4 separate regions of the Homo sapiens genome follow, and regions 1, 3 and 4 are each linked to region 2. The links are chromatin contacts, found by Hi-C or POLR2A ChIA-PET in ENCODE. All regions are on one chromosome and are shown on one strand. The core of a region is the stretch at or near the end of the contact, and the rest is flanking DNA. Distances in the headings are between cores, read along the strand shown. Region 1 overlaps ZBTB20 (zinc finger and BTB domain containing 20). Region 2 overlaps GAP43 (growth associated protein 43). Region 3 holds the start of ZBTB20-AS5 (ZBTB20 antisense RNA 5). Region 4 overlaps ZBTB20 (zinc finger and BTB domain containing 20).

Region 1 (2,700 bases), core at 103-2,602, 1.1 Mb before region 2:
ACTTATTAAAGAAACAGATTCATTTAAAAAACATGTTTTTAGGTAAATAGGAACGGTGCAAGTGTTTCTTTGAAATCTTACAAAAGATAAAAATTAATTGAACTAACTAAGGTTCCTTACCCTATGCAAATAAGAAACGGCTTAGAAAGAAATGTCTTCAAACTGTTGAAATGTATATTCCTTAGTTGGTGTAACCAATGTGAGGTCTCAGTTACTATAATAGCAAATGTTCTATTAGATTTAAGCACATCAGTGCAAATTATTAAAATGAGACTGTCTTTGTTTAAAATAAAGCTTTAAAAAATGTAATGTAATCTCTGAGGGAGTATTGCCTGAAATGAAAGTTTTAGGCCGAGCTCTGCCACAATCCTATTGCGCATCTTGGTTCATCTGATTAAACATCTTTGGGTCTCAAAATTCACATACATTCACATTTCTAAAGTGAGTGTGATATAAAGTCATAGCTTGATCATCAAACTCCTTTCTAGCCCTAAAATTCTACGTATCTAATGAGATTAATTTATCATGAGGTGTTTTTCTTCTTTCCTTTGTTAATTTCCTTACAATAAATAGACAAATAAATGATCAAATAAGCAAATAAATAAATATTAAAAAGACATACACACACTGATAGCTATCCATCTGAATAGGAAGAAAGACTTTTTTTTGTTTGCCATTATCTATCCCCTAATGTGTATTTAAAAAGAGAGCTCCCACAGAAAAGATTTTTATTTTTTTCTAAATCAAAAATAGTGTATCATTTATTTGCCATTTAAGTTCTACTAAGAAGGAAAACACAAAATCATTATGGAAATCCTATTAGGAACTTTAGAAAGAAAAAGCTGATGAAATTCCATTTACAATTCAAATTGTTCATTCACGTATTTCCTTTTGCAGAAACTTTAAATGCTGCCTCAAACTATCTTCACCTCTTTTTCCAGGGACAATATCCCTAACTCTGTTAAAAAAAAAAAAAGGCTCTCTTCTCACACCCTTCCCACCTGTCCTCTGAGGTAGTTGTTCCACAAAGCTAAGGTATAGATTACATCAAGAGATATTTGGGATGGGAGTAAAACATTTCACCCTGGAGACAGTAATGTGTGCAATTTGCCAAGTCTAAAAGAAAGTTAAGCCTCATCACCACTTTGGCAAGAAATGTGGTTCTCATGGATGGACAATGATTATCATTTTTACACAGAACTTTTGAAAATGAAAGTACCTGGGGCACCAGCCAGAAAATAAGTACGAGAATGCAAGTTTTTTGCGTCAATATTTAAATCAGACAAAACACTATCAGTGTACCCTTAACAGACCTGAAGCGTCTAGAAAGAATACAAGGCAGCTGACACCTTGGTGAATAAGAGCAGCTCAGTTTTATGAAAAGGCCAAAGTCTTAGGGCAAACTCTCTGTTGTTCCAAGTGCTGATATACCTATGGCATCAACAAAGGCAAAACACCATAGGGGGCAATAGGCAAGGCTTCTCTTACAGGCAAGGCTCCTGTTAAAGGCTGGGACCCTCTGGACTACACACTCGAGGAACCCCAAGTGTGGGTCCCTGAGGGGAGGAAGTTTCCTCAAACAGAACGGCGAGAGGCTGAAGTTACACAGTGTAGGAGTACTCCCTGCTGGCAGCTGAGGTTGGAAATGAACTGGTGATGTCCTAGAGAGGGCTGCTTAAATTTTCTATGAGGAGGCTAATGGAGATAACAGTGCTCTTGAGGGGACAAGAGCATGGGTCTGATTAGGTTTAGATAACTCCAGATATTATGCTGAGTGAGGAGGAGGTTAAGGGAAGCTACTGATGACAGGAACTCCAACAATTGACAAAAACTATGTGTAGAGCTGGTATATACAATTTTCATTTAAGTTTCCCATCTCATATCATTCTATAAAGCATACACAGCCGTATGTGCACATGTGTGTGGGGTTCAGAGGATGCAGGAAGAAATCTATTTCTGTGCAGTTCATTTTACCCCTGCAAGAACAATCTTTGAAACCGTCTAATGTATTCACATTTATGTTTTACAAGGAATCCCTTCCATACTTCTAATGGACCTGCCTGGTATGCCCCCTGTACCACTATACCTAATCCCTAGGCAGGTGGTCTTTGTATGGGCCTGGGGCAACCACACTGGTTTCTCCCCAGTGCTCTGCTCTGTTAGGGTTCTTCTGCATAATAAAATGAAGGTCAAAATGGCAGCCTGCTAAAAGCAGCAGTATTTCAGTTGCAGGAATAACTTGCTTGTCATCAACTTGTTAATGCAATAGTCAAACATTTCTCTGACATGTACAGTATCAGCTAACTTCAGCAGATAAAGGGTCTAGAACAGGAAGATGCTGCAGATGCTTTAGCTCGGAGGAAGGCTTAGCAGAGCCAAAACGTCAGCAGGGCCTGTTTGTTCCATACTTTCCATCGGGCTCTGTGAAAGAAATGTTAGATTACTGCAATGACAAGTTTGTGACAAGCAAGTCATTTGTGCAACTGGTGCGCTCCTGTTTTTATCTGTTTACCATTCAGACTTGTGAATGCCATTTCAAGCACTTAGAGGATTTCTGGCTCCCATTAAGGGGAAATGGTTCCTCCATGTTTAGAATTTTCTACCTCAAAGAGAATTACTAAGCAATTATTTGTTCCTGTGGTCAGTGTCACACAAAAGCACTCTTGAGTTGTTTAGCTGGACTCTGAATCATGAAATGAA
Region 2 (2,882 bases), core at 116-2,615:
GACAAACCAGATAAGGTCACTGCCCTTAATCAACTTACAGTTGGGTGAGAAGCTATCAGGTACAAGTATGGCCCTAGAACAAATTAGTCTTTTCTAGTTAATAATCTTATGTGATGAGATTTGGCCTTGCTCCTTTGGTGACTTGCCTCAAGGAGCCCCAGGCAAAACCAATGTAACATATATTAATAATATATGAAATAATATATTTTGTAGACACAATTGCCTTATGTTGTCCAGGCTAGCCTCGAACTCCTGAGCTCAAGCAATCCTCCCCACCTCTGCCTCCCAAAGTTCTGGGATTACAGACGTGAGCCGCCGTACCCAGCCAAAAATGTTTATTTTGATTAGATGACTGGTATTAATCTGATTAACCAAAGAGACAAGGTATTACTAAATTCCTCATCCCTGGTAACATTTCCATGTTAGCTGTTTTCTATTTGTTTTTTCTTTTCCACAATGGTGCGGCCTAGAAACAGTTAACCTTCTTCGGGGTATTACATACCTTAGACATATAAAAAAGCTATGAGCATTCAACACTGAAATAATCATATAAACCAAACATACTGCACACTACTTCAGGGATACTCTGAAGCCCATCCTTAGACCCCAGACTCAAACAAAACAAAATACGATGTAAAGAACTGACACAAATCATCAGAGTTTAGAGAACAACGTGACGGGCAGCAGAGGAGAGGAGAGGGTTGAAGCAAACTTTTTTGGTTTTTTTTTCCTAAGTAGGGCTGGTTCTGGCTTGTCTTCCTTCTCCCCACTTTGCTTCTTACTCTTGGGCTTACAAACTGCCTGGTTTCCCTTCTCCAAGTCAGGGCTTCGTTTCTCTGCCTTGGCCTTCCTACCCCACCTTCTGCGTTCTGACTCCATGAGGCCCTTTTCGCGTCTCATTTTCTGCCTTCTTTAGGCGTTCCCTCGGCGGCTCTGCAGTGTGATCTCATCTCTTTGTTTCTCCCCGGCTGCCGTCAGTCACCGGCTCTCTGCGCCCCCACCCGCGCGGGCTCGCGGCCGTGCTGCGGGCGTGGCCTCAGCCGCTGAGACCCTGGGGACCGCAGGGCGTGGCGCGGCCTCCGCCCGCTGCACGGAGAGCCCCCCAGAGGCAGCGACACGGCGCTTGGGGTCCGCGGGGCTCCTCCTCCAACTCCGCAGACCTCCGGGGAGGCCTCTTGCTCCCCGAACACCCGGGAGTTCGCTTTCATTTTTAACGAATCTCCACAATCTCTTGTTTGGGAGATAATTGCTTCTTTCAGGGGCTTGGAGAACAAAAGCGTCAGCCCAGGGCCCCAGGTCTCTCCGCGGGAGGAGGGCACCCAGGGGCGATGCGCCGGGCTCTCTCCTTCGCCCTTCTTGGCCCGCTCGCCTTCAGCTCCCACCCGCAGCAGCAACCGCAGCCTGCTTCCGGGGACTGAGCAGCCCTGGGTCAGCCAAGGTTAAGCAGCGGGTGGGGAAGAGGAGAGAAAGCTGGGTCAATTGGAAGTAACCTTCTTGTACCGCCCACTTTTTCCTTGCTTGGAGGCGGCAAAAAGCACTTTAGCATTCTTCGGGCTGTTTGCGCCTCTTTCTCTAACAGGGCCAGGGGAGTGGAAGAGCGGCCGGCAGGAAGGTTTCTTTGTCAGCAAAAGCGGACCTTTGGAAACTAAACAGCAATGCTCTGTCTTTAGAAGACAGCACAGGAAGGAACAAACAGCTGAGGAGTGAAGGCCAGAGACCCCATTTGGAAAACAATGGCCTTTCATGATTATTACTATTTTTAAAAAGTTTTCTAGGCTTTTTCATTTGAACTTTCCATTTCTCACTATGAAATGCAGGTTCTATAGACAATTGCACACAAGTTTCTTTTTCGGGGGGGAGGGTAAACGAAGCAGGTGGAAAGAAGTGAGATGATTGTAGACGTGGCCAAATTTAGACTTGGTGTGAGATTTCCTCTTCGCTTGGAAACACATGGCACCAGCATGCATTTGTTCATTCATTCAATAATGTGAATGAACATTAAACACTACGATGTGATGGGCTTTGTCACAGGCTGTAAGTGGCTTCAGGTCCACATGAAAGGAGAGCGAAAAATTAAAATAAAATATTAGAGAGAGAGAAAAGGGAAGAGGGGCAAGGTGTCAGGCAGCAAGCTTCTTAGGGTCAGAATGGGTCCCCATCCCTAAAAGCTGATGACTGAAGAGACCCACGAGGGTAGACGAGCTGTAGAGAGACAATACTGCATCTGCCAGTGATGAGTGTAGGAAGCTCATGAGGGTTAGAACCTTCCCTCTCTGTTTTCTGACCTCTTTTTCTTTTTAAATAGGTTGAAGCCAACTGTGGTAGAGGATAACAGTGATTCGCGTATCTTATTTATTTATTTTTAGCAGCCCCCTCCCCCGCAACTAGGACAGTGAGTTCCATTCAGATTTTCAACACAGCTAAAAACTTGGCTTTAAAACTTGTGAAGGGAGACATTTCTTTAGAATCTTTCACTTTTTTCATCGCAGAGGCTTTGGGGGAATGTTTAGCTTTTTGCTGAATCATGAAGGGTTTGTTACTGCATTCTGAGAGGGTAGGAATTAGATGCCTAAAGGATGGTGTCTGCTTTCCTGTTGAGGTGGTTTATTTAACAGTTCATAGAGGCATGCAGGTCAAGTCATCCTTAACTGTACAGAGTCAAGGGTATTGCCACATGGGAGGCTGGCCAGCGGAGAAGTTTGGTGCTCTCTCAGTTTGGAGATCCTCATGTTGTATACATATTCCAAAATTCCCAGTAATTATGTACCTATAATTATATACCTATAAATACCATTCCAGATACTAGAATAAGATCACAGATAACTTCTTAGATGTTTCTTTTCTAGAGAAATAGGGAAACAGAACATATATACATTTGCACA
Region 3 (2,700 bases), core at 44-2,543, 1.2 Mb before region 2:
ATTAAAAAATTCTACAAAAATACAGAAAAGTCTGAAAGCAATTCAAGAATATTCCTAAAGAAAACATGTAAGTGTAAGAAGTGAGTTACCCTGGAAAATTCTGGATTTGCCAAAAGTTCCCCTACTTCTAATATCTTTCAGTGAGTTCAAGTGCTAACACTGGCCACCTAGTACTTGTTTTTTATCTGAGGATCATTACTGAGGCAACACATACATAGTAAGGTTTCCCGAAAAGACTCCTTGTTATCAAGTTACTTCAAACATAAGGCACTCACACCTCCCAGCCAGGAGGGTTTTTTGATGAGCATCACACTCTGCCCTGATATGTATTACACCCTTAAGAAGCAGTTACATAAATGCATTCTATAATTATGGAAAATGTATATATCTATATTTTCCCCTACATTTTCCCTCCCCAGGGATATGAATAGATTTTATTTTCAGTTAATAGAAAAAAAAAGAAAAGAGTTTCTGATTCTTGAAACAACTGTTGTAGCTGTTTTCTACTTAGCAAAACAGTTATCTGTAGTTAGGAATGGTACATAATATATATTTAAGGATTTTTGTAGAGCTTGAGAATTGTTCCCCTTGTTTAGTTTCGTGTCTATAATGTACCTTAAAAAGATTTCTAAGTGACAATCAACATATAAATGCATTAAGAGGAGAACTTTAAGAAAGAAAACATTATCTTGGGTTTACAAATCCAGGATATTAGCATAAAGATATAAATGTACAGCATATATAAAAGATAAAATTGTTTACTACATTTTACACATACAGCTCACATCTGATTTCTTTTTGCTTTTGTTGGAGCATTAATTTGAAAATGATAAGCATTCTGAAATGTTTGCTACAACACAAATTCATGGTAAAAATATACATGCATAGGCAAAAATTGAAATGGAGAACACAAAGCTACGTGGCAATCAGAATCGTTGACAAAATCTCCATCTAGACTATATTTTGCATGAACTAGTGTATCATAGAAGGGGCAAGAAATCTCTCTGGGGGTTTTGTCATTTACATAATTAGAAACAAAAATAAAATACAAATATCTGCTCCCTTACTACCTTTTCTTAATAACTGACAAGTGACACAAGTGGTACCTTTTAAACAGATGGATGCAAAAACTTGTGAGATCGAATGAACTGATGTACCCCATTGGTATTTTGGGAACCCAAATTCCATAATTAACTTTTTACCCAAGTGGCAAAAGTAGAAGATGTTCTAGTCACCAAATTGATTATTTGATGGACTTTTGTTCTTTCTTCCACAAGATTTTGGCGACCCAGAAAGGGTAAAGACATGATAAGAGAAGATGCATCCTGAACAACTTTTATTGTGAGTAGAAAAAAAATAGCATAAAGTGAGCATAAGAACAGTTGGATTTGGAAAGATTAAAAGAGGAGAAAAGAGCAACATATGCAACTTAACTAGTCTTTTTCTTTTTAATTTTTTCATGTACATATATGTATATATTGGGATGATGGGGAGAAAAGATAACTGGATTTCTTTTGAATGTCTTTGTGTCTTTATAGAGTGAATGTTCTGTTCCTGTCTCTTTCTTTTTAGGCGAAAAACTAATAAAAATAGAAAAACATATATCAGACATTAAGCTCACTCCCCCCCCCCCCACCCTTCCCTTTGTAAAGAACTCTTTGTTCTCTAGTGAAAATGCTGAAAAATCCCCGGGCAGCTACTCCCTGAAACAAGTGCAAAACACTTAGAGGCTTTTGGGCTGGCTGGGAGCCAGAAACCCTCCCGCTGTCTGGTTAGAAGAGGAAAAAAAGAAGAGAGAGGGAGAGGGAGAGAGGGGAAGAGGGATGGGGGGCAGAGAGAGAGGAAGAGAGAGAGGAAGAGAGAGGAAAAGAGAAGGGAGAGAGAGAGAGAGAGAGAGAGAGAGAGAGAGAGAAATTGGAGCTTCCTTTAATAGACATAGGAAGCAGCGTTTTTTTCTTTCTTTTTTTTCAAAACTGGCGGTCAAGCGTTAAGTAACTCCCGTCTAAATCCACCTGCTAGAAATGAACTTGGGTAACCCCCCAGGGGTGCACAAAGACAGGGAAGACAGTAACATACTCCATACTCTTTCCCACCCCCCGTTGTACTGCTTCCATTCTTTCTGCTCTCATACACAAATGCCCACAGCTTCTCACGCCGCCCCTCTTACCCCCCAACAACAAACACAGCAAAATACATGCTCCCTCGGTCTCCTAAAAAAAAAAAAAGGCTTTTCCATCTCGGTTGCGACACAGTGATAAGGGGTAGCGAACATCTCATACCTGGTGTGAATGCTAATCAGTCAGGAGTTCTCCTTTTCCCAAGACAGGGAACTGTTTCCTTCCAAATTTATTAGAACCTCCTCCACTGCCTCTTTGAAAAACCTTCTTTGTCACCCTCTCCCAAGTCCCGATACTTCTTTAAAAAAAAAATGGCTTCGGAGCTCCTTCTATTCTTGATATTGATTCTCTCTCTCTCCCCCCACCCCTCCTCCTCTCTCCTGTCTGTGTCTCTTCTGAGTGGTCTATTGATAAGTCCCTGGAGGCACTGGGTCAGCCTGCCCGTAGGAAACCAGACACAATGCACAAATCTCCGAGTGCCATTCTGCCATCAGCAAGCAGACCACGTTTAGGAGAGAGAGAGAGGAAAAAAAAACAGTAGAGCAAGAGACAGAGAGAGAGAGAGAGAGAGAGAGACACCAAC
Region 4 (2,700 bases), core at 85-2,584, 1.3 Mb before region 2:
TCACGTTACTTCCCTTTTCATTTTCTAGTGACGGCTAGAATATGGTCTTAGCCCAACCTTAAATAGAACAAGCTCTCTTCACCCCAATCCTGCCGCCAGCTCATTTCCCTCTCTTTAGAGACTATCATGATGAAGCAAGTAGAGAATGGAATCTCCTGGACCATTGTCTCTTGCCTTCTTTGCAGAATTTTACATTTGTTCTGTCAGAAAAATAACAATAAAAGATTTAGAATCTCATTTCCTAATAATTTTTGTCTTTGTGGACAAAATTTTATTTTTGAAATAAAACTTTGCAGGTCTTATGTTACTCATTTTAAAGAAGAATATGCCAGTTATTTGCATGTTACCAGACATCCTTTATGGAGATCAGTTCAGAAGAGTTGTTGGGTATGTTAAGACTAAAAGGAATATTCTTTTGGATTCGACTCCAAAGTTATTTCATTCCTTTCCATTGTCAACACACATGTTTCTTTTTCTCTGAAGTATTGGGTTACATTTCAGAAAAAGAAAAAAATCTCCTAAACGTGATTTATCAACTTGCTTAAAATAGAATTAGAAGAAGTGACTCCCAGATTAGTGGGAAGATGGCAAAAATAAACAGCAAAGAAGTGATTTCAATAGCGACGATCTCATTAAGCTGCCCATTTCCAAATTTAGCCCTTAGGCAGTTTTTTTAATTAAAAAATATTTTTAACCTGGATTCTCATTGGCTGTGTGAAGTCTGGGTGGCTTCTGAATTCTTGGAAGCCATTCTCTTTTCTTCTGTAAATTTATGCTATCCTTTAACCACTTCAAAATAAATTAAAAACTGGAAAGACAGAAATTCAGCCAAGCTACATGAGACTCCAATAACTAATGCAAATCTGACTTGTGTTATGTAATTTCAAAATGGATGTTTCCTTGTGTCTAACTGGCCTTCTGAGGTCCACATTTGGTTGTTCAATTTAGTAATTGTGGAAGTGCCATTATCCAGATCAAGAATAAATGGATACCAGCAACAAAACTTCATTTTCTGGGTTAGTGTTATGAAAAGAACGTGTTTTATGTAATTAATCAGCCCTTTAAGGCCAAATGGCATGTCACCTGGCTTTTAAATACACTCTAGCTTTGCAAACTTATAGATATTGGCTGAATGAAAATGGTGGCACATTACTTTTGGCTGCTTTAGAAGACCAAATGCAAAGAGCTCGCTCTGAAAGTAGAAAAGCCAGAACCCAGGGTAGAAGCACTACTCCAAGCACTGCAAAGACACCATCACCTTAGTGGTGTACTCACAATCAGATGACCCGGTGTGAGCGTGAGAGTTTGTCAGTGAATGTGTTGAGTGGATGAGGGCTGGGTCTGGAGACAAAACAGCTTCAAAGTTCAGGCAGGGAAGGCCCGGCTTGGCGCTGGATCCACCCGGCTGAGTAATCTCATTCTCCTCAGATGCCTTCTGGTTTTCAGCTGTCTTGGGTTTCTTCCTGAAAATAAACAAAGGGCCCTTTGAAGGAACTGACTGCATATTTGGGAAAAGGCATTTTTAGAATCTGTTAAAGATAACTTGATTTTTTTTTTCTGAAGGGGGATGGGAGGGAGTCCAGTATGTCCCTTGTTTTAAAACAAGCTGATTCTTGTTTTTTTTCCCTCCAGTAATGGCCTAACTGGGAACACATGAAAGCATATGGGCCAAGCAAACAGCACCACATTTGGACTCTGTTGGCTGCATAAAAAGACCCTGTCCCAGAACTTTAGACAGCTTGAGCTACGTATGGCTGACATTATCCAAGAAAGCATCCCTCTTCCCCCCTTAGGAGTTTTAACATGGTCTGGAAAAATACTAGTGGAAGTTTTACCGTTCTAGCATTTGTCAGGAAGCTTAGAGACAGGACTCGTGGAGTAATGGGAGGAGCACTGGACTGGGAGTCAGGAGACTTGAGCTACCGTACTAGCTGTGCCTCTAACTTGCTGTGTGGCCTTGGGCACCTCACTTCACCTCTCTGGGCTTCAGTTTCCTCATCTGTAAAATAAAGGGCTTGGATTAGAAGGCCTTAAAGGTTCCTTCCAACTTTAAATTTCTACTCATGGACTACATTAAGGAACATTCAACTTTCCTGCTCTTATTAAGATTTTATTTTAAATAAAATTTCAAATCACAATTTAAATTTGCAGCCTGTACGGATGAGGGGGTAGTGATGGGAGGTTTCTGTTAGAGTAGCAAGTGAAAAGTGAAAAGAAGAGCTTAGATTCTAGTAGCTAAAGAGGGAAGGTGTCATGCAGAGATTTTTCTACTCCAACTCTTTACTCATCCTACGCCTAAGATTTTTGATTTGGTGCATCGTCCTGGAGTTTAGGGTGTGATTGTGTGTTTGGGACATGAGGAAGAGAAGGGTGAAGGGAATTAGAAAGTAATTGTTACTAATTGTTATATGGGGTCAGGAATAGGAAGTAAAACAGCACAGCTATCAGTCAGCTCAGGTCTCCTCTCCCCAGGACAATGCAACTGATATGAAATTAACAAATACTTAGCTTATACTACACAGACCCTAGACCACAGCCAAACTGGTTTATTAGTAATAGTTCCTGAACATTTCTCCAATTCCCTTGGATTTGTGTCTTTTTCTATCATTATGTGGACATGACCAGAAAAAGCATTTATTTTATTTGTAGAAGACTATGTGTGGTACAGAATTTGTTGTAAGTAGATTTGTTTCCATGTTT

The links. Hi-C counts contacts between places; a loop is a spot of excess contacts on that map. ChIA-PET counts read pairs that join two places held with the same protein, here RNA polymerase II (POLR2A). Pooled maps may share reads with other maps.
Region 1: a pooled map shows a loop between it and region 2 (4-fold over the local background). The contact joins two enhancer-like sites. A Hi-C loop is called at or near these places in 3 of 37 single-sample maps with no recorded cell type and 2 of 50 pooled maps.
Region 3: a map with no recorded cell type shows a loop between it and region 2 (5-fold over the local background). The contact joins the promoter of ZBTB20-AS5 here to the enhancer-like site in region 2. A Hi-C loop is called at or near these places in 20 of 37 single-sample maps with no recorded cell type and 5 of 50 pooled maps.
Region 4: a map of cardiac septum shows a loop between it and region 2 (4-fold over the local background). The contact joins two enhancer-like sites. A Hi-C loop is called at or near these places in 1 of 168 maps with a recorded cell type or tissue (cardiac septum) and 2 of 50 pooled maps. POLR2A ChIA-PET finds 5 or more read pairs at or near these places in 1 of 52 experiments (OCI-LY7).

Annotation. Positions count from the first base shown.
Region 1 is chr3:114,583,564-114,586,263 of GRCh38, forward strand. The region is part of intron 6 of ZBTB20 (zinc finger and BTB domain containing 20); the gene reads right to left. Among named protein-coding and RNA genes, the nearest start is that of ZBTB20-AS5, 130 kb to the left of the region's middle. Within about 2 kb of position 1,353, at least 6 of the 41 ENCODE cell types and tissues checked have a DNase peak (open chromatin) inside an H3K27ac peak, as active enhancers do.
Region 2 is chr3:115,657,531-115,660,412 of GRCh38, forward strand. All of the region lies in intron 1 of GAP43 (growth associated protein 43), which reads left to right. Among named protein-coding and RNA genes, the nearest start is that of GAP43, 35 kb to the left of the region's middle. RefSeq lists enhancers at 261-1,133, 1,134-2,005 and silencers at 927-1,156, 1,337-1,406. Within about 2 kb of position 1,366, at least 35 of the 41 ENCODE cell types and tissues checked have a DNase peak (open chromatin) inside an H3K27ac peak, as active enhancers do.
Region 3 is chr3:114,452,300-114,454,999 of GRCh38, forward strand. ZBTB20-AS5 (ZBTB20 antisense RNA 5) reads left to right here and starts at 1,294. Exons shown (of 3, transcript NR_121661.1): 1 at 1,294-1,341. All of the region lies in intron 7 of ZBTB20 (zinc finger and BTB domain containing 20), which reads right to left.
Region 4 is chr3:114,378,942-114,381,641 of GRCh38, forward strand. ZBTB20 (zinc finger and BTB domain containing 20) reads right to left here. Exons shown (of 12, transcript NM_001348800.3): 9 at 1,836-1,999; 10 at 1,276-1,463. The coding sequence starts at 1,846. The region is part of intron 7 of ZBTB20-AS1 (ZBTB20 antisense RNA 1); the gene reads left to right. Among named protein-coding and RNA genes, the nearest start is that of ZBTB20-AS1, 28 kb to the left of the region's middle. Within about 2 kb of position 1,335, at least 19 of the 41 ENCODE cell types and tissues checked have a DNase peak (open chromatin) inside an H3K27ac peak, as active enhancers do.